Linked DNA regions of Homo sapiens: region 1 is linked to region 2. The links are chromatin loops, found by intact Hi-C in ENCODE. Cell type or tissue: PC-3. All regions are shown on one strand. Links, peaks and the distances in the headings refer to the core of each region. The heading gives the core; the rest is flanking DNA.

Region 1 (4,405 bases), core at 311-4,310, 52 kb after region 2:
CAAAAATAATTTATTGTAATAAGCTCAGTCAAATCTCTGTGCCATAATTTGCATTTAAGGCTATGATGAAATAGTTACATGCATTAATACAAACTGTGTGCTAGTATATTAGATGAACTTGGAATAAATCTTATGTGAGACTATTCTTACGTTTTATAACCTCAAAATGTCGCACAATCAAAACTTCCCCCAAATGTAGTTCAAACATTTGGATTTTTTAATACTTAACTTTTATACTATGAAGATTCCATGGAATTTTATCTATCACATCATTTTAACTGTGTCTATTAATTCTGAAGATCTTATTTCTAGAATCCTTAACATTGAAGTCTTTGTGTGTATATGATATTGCTATTACTGAAAATGGGTTTCTCTTACTGAACAAGAAGGAAAAAAACAATATCAAATTAAAATTTTATGCAAGTTTACACTGTAATTCTGTCTAGGGAAACATGATCCACTAGGCGCATGAGATTGCACAGTATCAAATGACCATCTGAAGCTCTTTGAAATATGCTTTGCACAATGAAATCAACCACAACACCTTAACTAAAGGACCGCTACAGAGGGTTTTTAAAAGATGTGTTTTCTTGCTTCCAAAAACCACAAAATACTTTCTTCATATCAGTTGAAATTTTGTAGTGAGCTCAAACATTTTGTTTACAGAGGTCTGTATCCAAAATGACACAGCCTTTATTTATATCTTGTATATTTTCTATTATAGTTGAAGTTATTGTTATATTTGCTTAAAATCTGACTAAAGATTATAAAGTTATAGAAGGAAAATGGAGGGAGGGAAATTGAACAAGAATGCACATTTTATAGAAAAGAATTCTTGTAAAGTAAAGCTGTTGGATTCTAAAGTGATTTGGCCAGGAATATGTACCACTAAGCACTTTTCTCCCTCATGTAGAAAACTGCAGATTTTATTTCAAGTATTTGAAAGTTAGAAAGAACTGGCCACATAATCTACTATACATTTTACAGATTTCTCCAAAGCCAGCAACTTAATTCTAAACATTGTTTTCAGCCAAAGGGCAATAAATATCTTCACTGTTAAATTTATTTTCAACTGCTGAAAATGGCCTTAACCTGTTGGCTTCATAAATTGAAAACTCACTCTCTACACTCATTTCTAGGATTTCTGTTCAACTCTATAAACTTCATGCAAGACTATTTGAATTCTTTGGCTTTTTAAGTCATTTAATAGCCAACTAATTGCATTACCTTTAACATATTCACTCTCTTAATGTTCAAGATAGTGCCCCAAAGTAATTTTTACCATATTCTTTACAAATTTCTGAATTCCTAGAAGACAAGAACAATAATCTAAACTCGGATTTCAAAAACAATGTTTTCTATTAATAATCCCCACAAAAAAATAAAAAGAAGCCAATTTTTAAATGAGGGTTCCTTCTAGAATATTTTAATATCCTTTCACTACCCTTACCTAAGGAATTGTTACAGTTTAGAATCATCCTGACAGCTTGTCAAAATTTCATGTTGCTGAGCCCTAACTTCAGAGGTTCTGACTTAGGCTTGTGAGGGAGCCTAGAAATTTGCACTTTTATCACGGCTCCAGGGTGTTGCAGATTCAAACTGGCCAAGCATAACACTCTGAGCAAATCTGCTCTACATTTTTTACTGAATTATGACTTCTGATCTCAACTATTTTTCCCACTGCTTCTTGGGAGAGCAGATCCTAGGGCAGAAGTATTCAAAACTGTTCTTTCTGCTATATTACAATATGTTAGTCAGGAGTTACTTGAGCTTGAAGTGGAAGGCAGGGCATAGAATTTCACTCTGTCACCTCTGAAATACAGCCTTGTTGTCCTTTAAAATTTAGAACTTTCCATAGCCTATGAGATGAGAGAGAAAAAATAAAGAAACTCCAAGTTTACTCTGCTGCCAATTGGCTGCTATGCCAATGTGAGGACGGTGACGAAAAACCTTTGTCGTTTTCTTGCCATTTTCACCAGATGGACTCTATCGTAACAATCAATTTTTTAGAAAAGCCCCTAAGGGTGGGTGGGGTGAGTCGTAGACAAACTGTCAGCTCCAGTGTTGACAGGATCCTTATTTCTGGGAGTTGCATTTCTCTCTTGGAAAACTTATAACCGCTGTTGCAAAAGCTATTAATTAGCCTTTACTATTAATTCGTTATGCTCATTTATTTGTTAACATGAGTTTATTCCCAGGGCATAGAGAAAGGAAACTTCACTCTTCTCCCAACTGGTCTAACATAACAGATGCCTTAGCACATTTAGCAGACTTGAATTGCAGGTGGAAAACCACTTTGTGTTCCCCAGACCTAGCACATTTTGGCAAAAGTCTTCTGCTCAGTAATCACTTGAATAAATGGGAGATAAACACCACTTCCATAAAACTCATATTCTAAATGGATGAGTAAGAGATGTGTAAACAAACGTAACATAAGGTACAAAGGGGAATGTGGCATGAAGCAGGGGTAAATATAGAGTTCAGATAAAAGAAAAGAAGAAAGAGAGAGAGGAGAGAGAGGGCAGGAAAAGGGAGGGGAGGGAAGGGAAGGTAAAGGAAAAGAAGGGGATGAAAAGAGAAGAAAATCAGGGCAAGAGAAGGTCATTTGATTTTATAATGGGAGACAATAATGACTTTATGGAAAAAGTGGCATGGAAAGTGACCCTAAAGTGTTGGTACAAGGGCCTGGGAACGTGGGAAATATTAAAAGTGATGAGTGGTCAGACTGGGTCTTTAAAGGAGTATAGTTAGAATTATTGCTAATAAACACCTCACTAGATCCTGCATTTGGTTAATCAGTATTTAGTCAAGTAGAGGTTCTCTAGGGCATTGAAAAGGCTTTATTGGGCTGAAGGGAGCAAGAGAGTATTTAAAACAAAACAAAAAAGTTTGCACCAAGCACCTTTAGAGTTTGTTACAAAAGATAAACTTCTCTTATTTCACCTACCTAATCATTTAAGAGACCGAGTGAAAAGTTTTCTTTACTTTCTACTCAGAAACAAAAAAAGCAAGCCAAGTTCGTCTCTAAAAAAAAAATAAAAGATTTTTTAAAAAGTCTTGCAGGTACTACATTTTCCCCCTCTTCTAGGTGTGTTTCAGCTTCTAGGAAAAGAATACATACCTTGGTAAAATTATCTTAAATATCACAACTTATTGATACTATTGTAGTTCCTGTAAGCAGAAAAAAATTGCATAGGTTCTCCCCAAATAAACAAAAAGTGTTGTGTCATTTTCTAGAATTTGTGCACATTTAATTTATGCCAAATAAATTGTATTTATTTTATTTATTTTTATTTTATTTTATTTCTTTTGATGGCGTTTCCTTGCATACTTTTTCAACAATGCAGGAAAACACATGGAATAAGGAATCTGGCCTCTATCAAATTATTTCTGTTTATTGTAGATTTTTAACATTTGTTTTTCCTTTTAAGTTTTCAATTTCCTGTATCCAAGGAGAAAAAGATATTGAATGATGGCCACAACCAAGGGATCATCCTGTCTTTATTCTGTCCTGCATTCCACTCCTCTTCTCCACTCCAGGAATTTGGAGAATAAATGCACAGAAGTCAAGATCATACAAATACACATTTCTGAGACTTTTTTTTCCCCCAGTGTTCCTCAGTAACAATGTTGACCTGCAGAGAAGGCACCCTTTTCCTAGGCTATAGGCGGGCATCAGAGGCTAATAACACTAAAGGCAGCCTTAACTTTTCCCCAAGACCATACCTAAATGTTAATTTTCTATTTTATATTATTACAAAGGTGAAAATGGTGAGCCCTAGACAAAGGTCTGGAAGGGAAAATTTCACCCTGTGCCTTCCCACTGAGTTGTCAACTTATAAGAAGGCAAACTAACAAGCAAATGTAGCTTTTGTGAGAAAGAGAAAGAGAGAGACAGGAGACAGAGAAGACAGATGATGAGGAGAGGAGGGAAGGGAAGTGCAGGGAGGAGAGGAGGAGAAGGAGACGGAGAAGGGAGGGAAAAGTAGGAGAAAGGAAGAGGAGAATGAGAGAGGAGGAGGCTGGAAGGGGAGGATGAGGGGACAGGAGAGGACAGGAGAGGAGAGGAGAGGAGAGGAGAGGAGAAAGAGTTCCTTAAGAGATTAGAAATCCTGAGAGATATAAATAATATCCCAGTACCTTTAGTACCATAAATGTCTACAAATCTAACAAATAACTCCTAAGTGAGTGCCAGAAACTATTCTAGACCCTGAATATATAGCACTGGGAATAACAGACTACAATTTCTGCTTCCATAGGACTTATATTCTATTAGGAGTAATGTAATAATAAGAGAATATAAGTAAGTAAAATGTTTATGTTAGATGGTGACAAGTGCAGGGCAGTGAGATAGGGTGTGAAGGGGTTTAAAATTTAGTTAAAGGAGTCCAATTAGGGGGATATT
Region 2 (4,405 bases), core at 326-4,325:
TACTGCTGTTATTTTTTAAAAATTCTCTATTGATATTGTTGGTCATTTATGACAAAGCAATAACTCTTTCTTGTGCTTAGAATTAAATAATGAATCCTTTATGTAGCCTAAAATATATTTTGCAACATGGCCTCTTGCCTTTCCAACCTCATGCTACCCTGTCACTTGACTCACTTTCCATGTATTGAATGACGCTAGTCTTTCACTTCCTCCAATAAGCCAAATTATTTCTCACTACAGTTTCCTTATCTATGTTGTTCCCTTTGTTTTCTATGTGCTTTTCCTCCTTGCAAAATACCACCACTGATCATTTATGCCTCAGAGAGACCTTCATAGTTTCTCCTCACTCAAATATGTTTCCTGTTGTTTTTTTCCTCCATAGTATCCTGCTTTATTTTCCATATCACTTGTTGAATATTTTGTATTTATTGTCCAATTTAATTTCCCCAAAGTGGAATTCTATGGTGACAACAATCATGTTTTACTTTCCCATCTCTGTCCCTGGAGCAAGGAAAGGTTCCAATCAATGTTTGTTGAAAGAAGAATGATTAGCTTCAACTCAATTTCGTTGAGTGGAATTAGTGCAGAAGTACATCAGATCCAAGTAAAGACCACCCAAATCACCTGTTTCCTCCAACATCCACAGCTTCTATGGCTAGAAACAGTACTTGGTACTGGTGACTATTTGGTACACCTCTTGTCCTCTTGTGAACACTTCTGGTACCACTTACTGAATGCTTGCTTTTATGAAGTACCATTCTAGCCACTCAGTGAGAAATACTTTGAGTTTTCCTAACTTTTCTCCCATTCATCATTTTATAATAGCCTTTCCTTTATTCCTTTAAGAAGTGTTTATTGAATGTTGACATATAAGTCATTGATTGGTATTTTGAAATCTAAAATGAATAAGAAAAGATAAAAGCTGCAGAGCTGGAGAGATTGGAAGAAGGCAGAAGAGAGAATGTAATACCAATTCATCATTCTATATATGTGTGTGTGTGTGTGTGTGTGTATACACATATATATATATAAAATTCGGTCCAAATATACATACATACACACATGCACGTGCACACACGCACACACACACACAGAAGACTAGAGGGAAATACACCCAGAGATTAACAATGTTTATCTATATGTGCTAAAATTACAATGAAAATGTAAAAAGTTCTTTTTTATGCAATTTCCACTTTTCAAAGATTTTAGGTCCTAAATTAAAAAAAATGTTATCTGCCTTCAACCCTTTCTAGATCTTAGCAAATTATCTATTGAACTATGCTACCTGGAAAATCCAAAGCTCTTAAAGTTTTCAGTTATAATTTATTATAGTATTCAGATCAGTATTAAAGTCAAAAATCTCTGGAATGTATTAATTATTTTATAAATATTTTTCATGATGAAGATTATTATTATTGGAAACAGGGCCTCACTTTGTCACCCAGGCTGGAGTGCAGTGGTGCAATTATGGCTCACTGCAGCCTCAACTTCCCAGGCCCAGCTGATCCTCCTGCCTCAGCCTCCCAAGTAGCTGGGCCAACAAGCCTGAACCACCATGCCCAGCTAATTTTTGTATTTTTAGTAGAGACCGGGTTTGGCCATGTTGCCCAGGTTCTTTTTGAACTTCTGGGCTCAATCAGTCTACCCTCTTCAGCCTCCCAAAATGCTGGGATTACAGGTGTGAGCCACCATGCCCAGCTATTGATTCTTATATCAATAGCAAATGTAATATTTTAATCTCATGTCTGATTTACCCTGTAATTGTATTTCTCAGTTACTATTGAGTATTACCAGGCTTAGCAAATAAAAATACAGTATACCCAGTGAAATTTGAATTTCTAATAAATGACCATTTTTTATTATAAGTATGTTCTGTGATATATTTGGAATGTATTTATACTAAAAAAAAATTACACATTGCTTACCTGAAATTCAAATTAACTGAGCATGCTTCATTTTGCTGCAAACTCTAATTAGTTCAGGACTTGAATAGGAAAGAGGAAAAATAAATTTTTTCACACCCTAACAAATCACTACAAAAGTTGCTCATAGAAGCTTGCAAATCTTGGAATCTCTAGAATGGCATGGAATATAAAATTCATCAACAAAAGTAAATGTACAATACTTAATACCTCTCATGGGGAATTCAAATGAAGTTTCATTGAAGGTAACTGAATCTAACTTAATCAAGGAGAATTTGGGAGAATATGTGTAGAGGCTTGGGGTAGTGGGAGTGGGTCAAAGGACCCACTCCCTTGACCTTTGAAGTCTCCCTTTTAATCCTTTGAAATCTAAGGTGATATCCTTGAAGTAGCCTGAAATCTTAAAGGCATGTGTTTTAAGGCATAGTAGAGGCTAGGATTTCTGTAAAGTGTGCATAAAGAATTTTCTGTGGTTTATAGTGGCCAGCATGAGTCAGTATGTAACATAAGAAGGTATTTGTGGGTTCTGTTATAGCAAAGTCTATTTTAAGCAGATTTGTGACCAACATCCTCCTGTAAGAGTTAGCTAGGTATGTGATATAACTCAGGGTAAGTGTCAATGTCCCTTATGTCAGGGTTCTCCTAAGAAACAGAACCATCAGAATATATGTATATATCTCATAGAGAATTATTTTAAGAAATTGGCTCACAGAATTATGGGGGCTGGCAAGTTCCAAATTTCTAGGGCAGGCCAATAAACTGGAAACAGGCTGGAGGTGATGTAGCTTTGAGTCTAAAGTTTGTAGGGCAGGATGTCATGCTGGAAGCTCAGGCAGAATTTCTATATTACAGTCTTAAGGCAGAGTTCCTTCTTCTCTGCCAAACCTCGGTTTTCCCATTCAAGGCCTTCAACTGATTGGATAAACCTCACCTACATTATGGAGACTAATCTCCTTTATGTCAAGTCAACTGATTGTAGATGTTAATTACATTTACAAAATACCTTAGTAACATCTAGACTAGTGTTTGCCCAAACTACTGGACATTTATAACCTAGTTAATTTAACACTTAAAATTAACCATTACACCAAGCTAGATGCTGACATTCTGCCTTGACCACTATTCCTCTTCCTGGTAGATTTTCCCAGGGAGTTCCACATATGAGGAATATCAAGAAGAAGGAAGTTAAATACGGCATTATTATTAGCCTGTATACTTCCTGATATCTTTGGTAAGCTTTTTGGGTAATCTCAGTCATCATCCTAAAATGTGACCATTCAGAAGAATAATTTACCCTTTGGGGGTGGAAGAGCTGGAAGAAGATGTGGAAGAAAGTGTGGGAGAAGCTTCAGATGCATGCCTTTAGCAGAGATATCTGTGAGCAGACTTATGAGAAGACAACCTGTGCCTGAAGGGGTTGCAGAATATAAGTAAAATTAGAATGTATTCAAAGTCCAACTAATCATTGCCTTTCTCAAACCGGCCACTCCTTTTGAAAGAACCTAAATCCAATTAAAACAAGCTAAGACATAGAATCCTTATCTTTTTCCTCCTGCAGACCCTCTTTTAAGTCAGCAGTGTGGGGCTGCCTTGCTAAGGGCCTGAGTTCCCATTTTCTTGGTTGAAGATAGTAGGTAAACAGTGGCAGGGATAGGGATCTTACAGGATATTTGGAGAGAGAAGCCATGGGAAAAGGCTGTCTGAGAAGGTAAGAGATTGGGGTAGTTGCAATCTGAATAATAAAGAAAGGTAATCTCATTTTATAGTTACAGGCTAGTGTGGCTTAGTAATGCCTTGTTTAAATATATGAATCAACGCAACATTTTCCAAAATTCACTATTTCCAGACCACTTTAGTGATTTTCATCATATCCATATAAATCAATTATATCACTTAATCTTTTATAAAATCAAATGCAATTTGATTCCTTTAAAAATGTAGCCTCATATTGTCTAACAATTTATGTGAAATCATGGGTGATGTTGTGAGTGTATGTATGACATTAAAAAATAAATTTTAAACTTATAAATGCAAACTACCTAAATCTGTAGCTCATACAGCGAATTGGGAGTATACCTTACTTTTAATAAAACATTAGTTTTATGTAAGTGAAAATTTAGTTTTTAAACAGGTATTTCCTAAACGCTAACTGTCTCAATAAATATGTCAATTATGTTATTAGTTTTCCTATGCACCGTGATTGCAGAATAACTGAGGCAGTCAAAATTCCTGTTTTAATTGAGTTTACTTTTCAAGTTGGGGTAACACACGAAAAAGAATATTTTAAATAATGATATAGTCTATAAAAAAAAAAGGTTAAAAGAAAAGTAAGTTACTGAGAGGGTGAATTTTTATATTTAATGTGGCTGGGTAAAATCAATATTCCCTTCTTGAAAATCATTCAGAGGCAACATGAGGGATACAAAATAGAAACATTAAGTCTCTTCTATAAAAATAAATGAAAAAAAGCACAGATGTATTAG

Evidence for each region. A loop is a pair of places that touch in the nucleus more often than their neighbours do. Peaks named below come from ENCODE experiments on the same cell type or tissue, not always from the same donor. Only the 100,000 strongest peaks of a DNase experiment are listed, where the experiment ranks them.
Region 1: it touches region 2 in a loop (2.5-fold over the local background); 1 of 110 quality-filtered maps calls a loop at or near these places.

The regions. Positions count from the first base shown.
Region 1 is chr12:91,072,634-91,077,038 of GRCh38, forward strand. No RefSeq gene overlaps it. Among named protein-coding and RNA genes, the nearest start is that of KERA, 17 kb to the left of the region's middle. In PC-3, for the core only: no CTCF peak of the experiment used is centred there; a DNase peak (open chromatin) is centred at 2,418; H3K27ac peaks cover 367 bases.
Region 2 is chr12:91,021,103-91,025,507 of GRCh38, forward strand. No RefSeq gene overlaps it. Among named protein-coding and RNA genes, the nearest start is that of EPYC, 18 kb to the left of the region's middle. In PC-3, for the core only: no CTCF peak of the experiment used is centred there; a DNase peak (open chromatin) is centred at 2,449; H3K27ac peaks cover 1,143 bases.